Regions from separate parts of the Homo sapiens genome. Here region 1 is linked to region 2. The links are chromatin contacts, found by Hi-C or POLR2A ChIA-PET in ENCODE. All regions are on one chromosome and are shown on one strand. Each heading gives the region's core, a stretch centred on a gene start or an enhancer-like site at or near the end of the contact. The rest is flanking DNA. Distances are from core to core; before and after follow the strand shown.

Region 1 (4,634 bases), core at 328-2,827, 410 kb after region 2:
TATATTATATTTTGCTGATTTAGACCAGCTATCTTAGACCAGAGTCCTTTATTAGCAGTTTATTCATAATCATACCCAAGGATTGGCTAAGAATTATATTCTAATTAGGTAAATAAAAACACGTTTATAAATATGAAAATTTGTAATACTATTTTTATGGTACTCACCTATCAATTTTTTTTTTTCTTTTTGAGATGGAGTCTACCTCTGTCACCGAGGCTGGTGTGCAGTGGCACGATCTCGGCTCACTGCAACCTCCGCCTCCCAAGTTCATGCAGTTCTCCTGCCTTAGCCTCCTGAGTATCTGGGATTAAAGGCGTGCACCACCACGCCTGGCTAATTTTTATATTTTTAGTAGAGACGGGGTTTCACCATGTTGGTCAGGCTGGTCTCGACCTCCTGACCTTGTGATCTGCCCACTTCAGCTTCCCAAAGTGCAGGGATTACAGGCGTGAGCCACTGTGCCTGGCCACCTACCAAATTTTATATCTATGACTGAAATATCTTAAAATATTGACCTGCTGTTTAGTTCTTAAATTTCAAATCATGAAATTAAATAAGTTTTATAAAAATATGAAGTATGTGGTAGCAGTATAAGAAAGATATTTGTTCAGTTATGAAAGGTACTTGTTCAGAGTATAAATTCTGCCCAGTTTCCAATTTTTCTACAGAATGGTATGTATTCTGAGCCTTTCTTCCCTAAGGAAAAACTTTCATCAAAACTTTCTCTCTTGACCGTATTTTTAACAAAGCAGTATGGTTCTAGGACCGGAATAGGTGAAGAGAAGTTAAAAATAGATTGTCTAGATAGACACAAACCCAGGTGTACATGGAAATTTATCAAATGAGAAAGACTGTCTTTCAAATTGGTGGAGGAAAGACAGATTATTTAATAAGTGATGCTAGGATAACTGTTAGACTGCTAGAAGGTGGAGTAGAGAATGAAGTTATATCTCTGCCTCAAATCTTAGATTAAAATAAATTCTTAAAAGATTAAGATTTAAGTATAAAAAAATTAAACTATATAATAGGAAGTCCCTGTGAATATTTTTATAATCTTCAGATAGATAAAATTTCTTAAGCATGATATCAAAACCAGAAAACATAATGGAATAGTTTTTGAGATTTTCCTGCATAAAAAATACATAAAACTCTAATACAGGGGGAAAAAAACATAAAAAAGACAAACTACAAACTGTCAGAAATATTCCCATTATATGTTATAGGCAAAGGGTTCAGATTCAACAATCCAGTAACCCTTACAAACCAATTATTGTCAATGCTATCAAAGAATACAACTGTCAAGAAATATATGAAAGAGATTCTCAACCTCAGATAATCAAAAAATAGTAATAATAATAATTTTCGTTTGCCAGATTGGCCAAAAAAAAATGTTTTTAATTAACAGTGCTCTGTGTTGGGAACTGTTTCAGTTATCTAGTTATCTATTGCTGCATAATAAGCCACCCCAAAACAGCAGCTTGAAACAATCATGGTCATTTATTTTGCTCACAGATCTGGGGGTGACTGGACTTGGCAAAGCAGTTCTTGCTCAGGGTCTCCTGCAGCTGTGGTCTGACAGCAGCTGGGCTAGAGTCATAATCTCAAAGAGAGCTCACACATCTGCTGTCTGAGCTGAAAAGAGTCAAGCAGCTGCTGGCTAGAATGGTTGGAGCCTCTCAGCCATCTCCCTCTATGTTCTCTCCATGTGGTCTCTAAGGGTGGTTGGACTTCTTACCTGGCAGCTGAAGGCTCCCAGGCCAGTGTGCCGAGAGAAACTTGCAGAAGTCCTAGAAGCAGCATCACTTCCATCACATATTTTGTGGCGATTTGTTGAGGCAAGTACAAAGGCCTCTGAGATGTTAAGGGAAGGGAAGAGGAGTGTCAGAGAATCTGTAGACATGTTTTAAAACCACACAGCAAGCCTGTTGAGAAATACTCTTAGGCACTTTTTATGAGTTTAAAATGGAATAATCCTTTTGGATGACAATCTGGCAGTAATCATCATAATTTATTCCCTTTAGCTCAGCAAGAAACTTTTAAGAATATGTCATAAGGAAATAATCAGACAAGTGTTCAAAGATGTATTTACAAGAATGTTCATCTCGTTGTTTATAATAACAAATATTGGAATGAACCAAATGCCTAGGAGAAATGATTAAGCAAAAGGTGGTTTATTAGCTGTGAAACATAACAATGTCAGTCTATACTTAATGATATGAAAACATATCCAGATTGTAGGGAAAAAAAATAATAAGTAGATGATGAAATGGATTAATATACCTAATTTTTTAAATGTATATACATAAGAGAAAGTTTGGAAGGGTATTACTAAAATGGTAACAGTGTTTAGCCCTGAGTAGTGAGCTTTTTCGTTTGTTGTTGTTGTTTAAATTAACCTATTAATCTTAAAATCAGAAGTAAATCAGCCATACTCTTCATTTTGAAAAAATAAGGTATTCATTTTCGGGTTTTAAGTTAAACAGAAAATGTTTTTTTTGTTTTTGTTTTTGTTTTTGTTTTTTAATATATTAATGGAGATGGGATATCAGTATGTTGCCCACCTCTGCTTCCCAAAGTGCTAAGATTACAGGCATGAGTCACCAAGCCCAGCCAGAAAATGTATATTTTAATGAAAATATTTGACTTGATTCTAGTGTCTCTTCTCTCTTTGATTCAAGGATTGGTTTAATAAATTGCTAAATTAAACTTTTTTTTTTTTTTTGAGGTGGAGTCTCACTCTGTCGCCCAGGCTGGAGTGCAGTGGCGCGATCTCAGCTCACTGCAGCCTCCACCTCCCAGGTTCAAGCAATTCTCTGCCTCAGCCTCCCGAGTAGCTGGGATTACAGGCACGTGCCACCACACCCAGCTAAGTTTTGTATTTTTAAGTAGAGATGGGGTTTTGCCATATTGGCCAGGCTGGTCTCAAACTACTGGCCTCATGTCATTCACCCACTCAGCCTCCCAAAGTGCTGGGATTACAGGCATGAGCCACCACACCCAGCCTAAACTTGTGGATTTCATTTCCCAATAAATTCTAAATTTGGCTCCTTGCTCTGTCCTCACTCTCTGTGGACTCTGTCATTTCTGACCTGCTATACTACAGTAACCTCCCCACTTACGCTCCCTTCCCTCAGCCTTATCCATTTCTGATTCATTTTCCAAAGCGCAAGAAGAATATTTTACAAAACCCAACTCTAATCATGTTACTCTTCTGCTTAAAACATTTCAATACTCTCCCCGAGCCTCCAGAGGCTTCATTGCTCTCTGACGAAGTCCAAACTAGATAGCATGGTGTATTAACTCCCCAGCCTTGTTCTCCCACTCCATCAAGTGCTAGCCATACAGAATCATGACTCTTTGAGGATTTAGCTTAGCCACCACCTCCTACAAGGCCTTCTCTCATAACCCACCCTTTCCAACCCACCCCATGCTGATTACATTCTCTTACTGTATGCCCTCTGGCACCTTGTCATTAGCTTATAGTATTTATTACAGTATCATAATGCCCATTACCGTCTGTTTCCCCTATTGGACTCTAAATTTTTTGAGGGTAGAAAAAGACAGCTGTGTCTTTTTCATCCTTGTATCCTCATAATTCAGCACACTGCCTCATTCATAATAGAATTTTAAAAATACTTGTGGAGTAATGAATCAATCCATCACTTTTCCTGAAGCTATAATTAGATAGCTAATAAGATTTTTTTTAGCTGGAATTAGGAAAAAAGAAAAGAATAAGATGTATAATCAGCTTTTGAATGAAATTCCAATTCCTAATCATACAAAATGAGAGGCAGTTAAAATAGCAAGGACTGGGTTTGTTGAACTGTGCTCTTATGCTACATTTGTGGCCTTAGAGAAATTGTTTATCACAGTTACTTCCTTTCTGACTTTTTCCTTGATTCCTCATTCTGTTTTACCATATTAGGATCAGGAATACTATATAAGCAAACATCAATAGGAAAAAAAATCTAGAAATGACAACCTAAACCTGAAGCCTGGTTTATTTTTCTCAATTATAAAATAAACATTTTTTAAAAATAAGAATTTGGCAAGTAAAAAAAGAAAAAATGAAAAAATTTAAAATCACCTGAAAGCTCACTTCCATGAGATATAATCCTTTCATTTATGTTTTTCCTTTGTTTGTTTCTATATGTACATTTTTTTTTTCCACACTTAATATTGCTTCAGGAGCTTTTTTCCAGGACCACTGATCCATCCCCTTCCTTGCCACACTGGCCTCCTTGCAGTTCTTCCAAGCAATCCCCAAGCCCTAGCTACTCTCCTCACTGCCTCTGTGCATGCTGTTTCTTCCACCCGGAACACACACACTTCCTTGGACCACTGCAAGAAAACAAAGGATCTTGGCCTAAATAAGGACTGATTCCACTTCCAAATCTCCTCTGACTTCTAGCCTAGAAGTCTAAGAACATAAAATTATACCTGACTAATATACAATGCAAGTTGCTTATGTTATTATGAGAGTAACAAGCTTATTAACAACTCTTTGTAGTTTGCTTAGTGTTTCTCAAATTATTCGTGTCTTAGAAGAGCAGACCAATAAACATGTATTCAATTTTTTTAATATGTATATTTTTTGAAACAGGCTATAATGCAGTGGCATGATCACAGCT
Region 2 (4,944 bases), core at 2,445-4,944:
TAACTCATTCTTTTTGATTGACCATGACTGATGACAATTCTACTAAACAATAGAAAGAAAATAGACATTATTTAATCCATGAAGTAGATAATCCATTAATATTTAGAAGTTCCCTGACTTATGAAAACTCCCAACTTAAAGAACTTTTCTGTGCTCAGGAGACTGAGGCAGGAGGATTGCCTGAGCCCAGGAGTTGGAGGCTGCTGTGCACTATGGTTACACCTGTGAATATCCACTGCACTCCAGTCTGGGCAATGTAGGGAGACTGTCTCTAAAAAATATTTAAGAAAAAAAAAACTTTTCTAGGTAGCCTAGAACAAAAGCAAGTCAACTCTGTCCACAATTAATAGATGACATCTAATATTGACTTAATATTACTTTGGACTTGGTGAACAAATGGGTCATAAAACAGCCTCTCTAAAGCTACATGCTAGTTACCAAGCAGGGGAGATTTGACTAAACATTACAACCTGGGGGAAAAAAAGGCACTCATTCTGGCCCTTTTCTTAGAACTCTTACATGTGAATATGTATATTCGTCTCAAGATGAAAAGAGAATACGTATTTCACTAACACTTAATTTCATAAATTTAACTTCACAAGAGTTTTCTAGGCATTAAAACCTGGAAGGTACCTATCTTTTGTTTTTGTTTTTTAAGTTTTACTCAAGTATCTGAACACCCAACACCAAAGGAAATGTCATATAAGACAGAAGAGAAACAATTAAATTGCTCACACTAAGCCTATTATGAATTCATGGGGGTAGTGAGGGAGAGTAAGGGGAACACATAAGAAAAAGCAACACTGTATATAATCCAATATTCAAGTAAATGGCAGGTATCCTTCGATGTTAATCCCCCTCTCTGTCTTCTGACTATGCTTGCATTTCAGTCTGTCAGTCTCTGGCTCTAGTTGAGTTTGTCCTTTGTTCTTTCACTTTCTGACTGTCCTTTTCTATGATTCCATCCTCCTGTTTTCCTCTCCTTCACTTTGCCTCTGGTTTCCACACAGGCATGTGGGAAAACCTCATTCAGTTAAAAGGCACAAATGGGAGCCTTCAAGCATCCAAGTGCTTGTGAAAGTACTTTGAGTGTCCACATTGTCACAGATATTTCATATATTGTATGTGGATGAACACACGGACATAGTGAAACTAAGTGCTTTCTGCATTGTGCAACATACCTAAAAAGAAATAAGCAAACTGAGAAAAACTACTACTAGAGTAAAATGATATAGAAACACTTTATAGTGAATATTACTGTTAAGTATCTCTTATTTTGTCCAGCTGTTGCCACAAAGGATATATAATCAGTTGTGAAGCTATTAATATGGCAATTCTTTAACATCGAAATGAATACACAAAACCACAAGCCTCCCCTTATGTTAATTTTTACCTATTGTTAAGGACTGTTTGAATGAGCAGCATTAAATAGATAGTAATTTCCATAAGCTTCCAATTTTGTCACCAGATGATATAAGAGTGAAATACAGTCCACATTCATATTACTCTGAAGTAAAATTGGCCCTCCATAACCGTGGGTTCCAAACCCATGGGTTCAACCTACCATGGATCAAAAATACTTGGGGGAAAAAATATTCTACAAAGTTCCAAAAAAACAAAACTTTAATTTGCCATGTGCAGAGTACTATGTTCAATCCTGCATAAATGAAGTGATGTGTAAGCGTTGTGTTGGGCATTATAAGGAATCTAGAAATGATTTAAAGTATATGGGAGGATGTGTGTAGGTTACATGCAAATATAGTCATACACTATTAGGCAATTTCCTCACTGTAGGAACTTCATAGCATGTACTTACACAAACCTAGCTTACAAACCCGTACAGTATTTACTGTACTTTATACTGTAGATAATTGTAACACAAAGTATTTACGTATCTGAACAAAGAAAGAGGTATAGTAAAAACACAGTCTTACGATCTTATATGAGACCACTGTCATATATACATTCCATCATTTTTTGTTTATTTTTTGAGACATGGTCTTGCTCTGTTGCCCAGGCTGGAGTGCGGTGGTGCAATCATGGCTCACTGCAGCTTCAACCACGCCAGCTCAAGTGATCCTCCTGCCTCAGCTTCCCAAAGTGCTGGGATTACAGGAGTGAGCCACTGTGCCCAGCTGTGCATTCTGTCACTGACTGAAAAGTTGTTATGCAGCACATGACTGTACTATGCTATTTTATATAAGGGATGTGCACATCTGTGAATTTTGGTATCCGTGGGGGCGTCCTGGAACCAATCCCCCACAGGTATACCCAGGGACAACTGTAACTATCTTCTAGAAATTTGCCTCAAAATATGTGTATGTGAGCAGAATTTCTTTCCTGACTACATCTTGTTAGAGGTAAATATCTTAGCTGATATTACAAATCCACTTTTGGTGTGACAGCCATAACTGCATTTTGACAATTCTTAGAAATGGCCAAAATTACGAGTAACTACTAAATTCCACGTTAAATTACGCAAATTACCTACAATGACTGTCAGGTAAGATATATATTTCTACAAGTCTTTTAAAAATAGAGGAATAAGTGTTCTCTCATTTCCTCTTAAAGGGTACTTACTTGTGAAATGTAGAAATGAGATCAATGAGCATATACATAAAGCTAAGGCACGCAAATGAAGACAAAGGATGCCTTTAAGCTCACTGATCTTTAAAGCAGCACACTAGTATAGCTAAAACATTCAGCCCATTTTACCTGAGATAAAACAAAGTAACTGACTTACTATTACTGTTGCTTTGCAACTTCAGTTTACTTCTTTCTTTGGCACTCCTGCTGAGAACTCCATTGGGTTTCAAATCTTCTTCTATTTCACCTTTTCTCTTTTGCAAATCATTTTGCTTCTTTTTGTAAGTTGGCTTAGGTTGTCTTTTAGTCCTTTGCTCTGACTTGCTTTCACTTTCATCTGAGTCTCCACTTTCAGAGCCAGATTCATAAGTTCTTTTGGCTTTTCTCCTGTTGACTTTATCATCTTTTACATATTTATCAACTATGATCTTACTATCTACACTATTTTGTATATCACTAGATGTAGAGGCTATTAAGTTGACAGAACATGGCTTAATAATTTCTGATACAGAATTCCCTGAATTTTCCATTTTATTAGTATTTTTATCTTCTTCTGAGTGTCTGGTGAGCCAGGCCTTTTTCAGTTTAGTATGGTAGTTTGGTTGACTTGTCTGGGAAGCTTGCCCATTTCCTACAGAGTTTGCTTTGTTAATTGTACTACAGATTACAGTGCTATCCAGAGGAAGGGAGGCTGAAAGTGTCTGATTTTTTATAGCATTAGGTTCAGTCTCACTGGCATTACTACTTTTATACTGAGCTGCAGCCAATGCTGCCTTGTGCTTTTTTAAATGGATAAAATCAGTTGTGCCTGAGAACCCAGAACTGGGTTGAACAACACTTCCTGTCTTACTACTGGCTAATGTAACTGGTGCTGTGGTGCTGACCTTGCATTCTTGTTTTTGAGCCACTGGCTGACTGACACTTTTTGAAGATACACATTCTGATGATGTAGAGGCCAAAATGGTATTTGATAAAGAGGAAATTACTTCTGAACCACCCCAGCTGGAAACACTGGTAGTATCGGCAGCAGATGTGATTACATCCGTTTTGGTATTACACATCGTATTTACAGCAGACATGACTGAACTGGGAACACTGCCCTGTGAGACAGCCTGAAAGTTTTTTTCAGATTTTGTGTGAACACTGTCTGAATTCACATTTGGCAAAATGATTCTTCCAGTTTCTCCGGCTTCTGCTAGTTTGAGGCAATCTGTTTTATGTGCCCCAGCTGAAGATCTTTCACTAACACGATCTTTAGAAGCTAACTGCATTGCTGGCATACTATCAGTTTTTGTACTAGAAGATGGACGCACAATGACAGATGCCATAGCAGCCTGTAACTTTCCGCTGCTTTTCTCCACATGCCATTCAGTTTTCTCTTTGCTGAGGTTATTATTAGGTCTCCACATCTCCGTCAAACTCTGTTCTGAAGAACTCTTAAAATTTGCCTGGGAGTCTTTTGGTTCGGGTATTAGAGTTGGAGGCTTCTGTGATTCTTGAACTTTACCACCAGCATTTACTGGCATCACCGGAGTTAAAGTTGGAGGGGAAAGACTACTATAGCTGCCTTCCTTTCTTTCCAGGCTGTGATGGATTGGTGGGTGAAATACTGGTGCTCTATGTAATGCAGGCATACTGCGGAGTGTATTTGTAGAAGAAACTGTCAAATGGGTAGGACTCCTACAATCATTTCTGAAGGTTGTTACTGAGTGAGATGCAATCTGATGTGGAAGATGTTCTGGTATCTTGCCTACTAAACCTTCACTTTCTGGTTGGTGTTTAATCAAAGGTGGAGGCTTTGAAAGAGATGTTATAAATGAAGTCAGAGTTTGAGGATTAGCTGCTGCCGCTGCAAGGGCATTACTCTGTTTATCACCGTAAATATTTGAAACTTCTTTGGATGGGTATGATCTTGGTGGTTCATTGACCACACTATTAGACAATGTAGTGAAATAGTTACTTTGGGGTAAACTCTGAGGCACTGAGTGCTTCATTTTATAAAGATCTGATACTGAGCGTTCTACATCCATATCTTGTTTGATGATATGGCTTTTAGGACTGGAAGATGATGATGCCACTCTGGAATAATTCTCTCTCTCACCCTCAAGTCCCTTGATTTTAGTTGTAAAGGGAGCAACATCAATACTTTCTTGAAGAATTCGACGGTGTTCCTCTTTGTATTTGTTTAACCTCTCTCCAGTCTCCTGGGGTGGCCTCTGTAACTGATTTAATACTGGATCCACAAAATGCCTATGTAAGTGACAATCTTTTCCAGTCTGTGACCTATTTAGATCCAGGTCATTTTTGGCTGATGTGGATGCAACAGACCGTAATGGTTCCATAAAAGCTTTTCTTTCT

What was found. Hi-C counts contacts between places; a loop is a spot of excess contacts on that map. ChIA-PET counts read pairs that join two places held with the same protein, here RNA polymerase II (POLR2A). Pooled maps may share reads with other maps.
Region 1: a map of endothelial cell of hepatic sinusoid shows a loop between it and region 2 (9-fold over the local background). The contact joins two enhancer-like sites. A Hi-C loop is called at or near these places in 66 of 168 maps with a recorded cell type or tissue (A673, B cell, CD4-positive, alpha-beta T cell and 43 more), 36 of 37 single-sample maps with no recorded cell type and 47 of 50 pooled maps. POLR2A ChIA-PET finds 5 or more read pairs at or near these places in 11 of 52 experiments (A549, B cell, CD4-positive, alpha-beta T cell and 8 more).

The regions. Positions count from the first base shown.
Region 1 is chr10:63,612,839-63,617,472 of GRCh38, forward strand. All of the region lies in intron 6 of REEP3 (receptor accessory protein 3), which reads left to right. LOC105378329 (a long non-coding RNA gene) reads right to left here. Exons shown (of 4, transcript XR_001747467.3): 2 at 1,739-1,854. Among named protein-coding and RNA genes, the nearest start is that of REEP3, 94 kb to the left of the region's middle. Within about 2 kb of position 1,578, at least 6 of the 41 ENCODE cell types and tissues checked have a DNase peak (open chromatin) inside an H3K27ac peak, as active enhancers do; they include A673, dorsolateral prefrontal cortex, heart right ventricle and 1 more, where a contact is called at or near this core.
Region 2 is chr10:63,203,852-63,208,795 of GRCh38, forward strand. JMJD1C (jumonji domain containing 1C) reads right to left here. Exons shown (of 26, transcript NM_032776.3): 10 at 2,744-4,944. Among named protein-coding and RNA genes, the nearest start is that of NRBF2, 73 kb to the left of the region's middle. RefSeq lists a silencer at 2,524-2,724. Within about 2 kb of position 3,695, at least 18 of the 41 ENCODE cell types and tissues checked have a DNase peak (open chromatin) inside an H3K27ac peak, as active enhancers do; they include A673, dorsolateral prefrontal cortex, heart right ventricle and 1 more, where a contact is called at or near this core.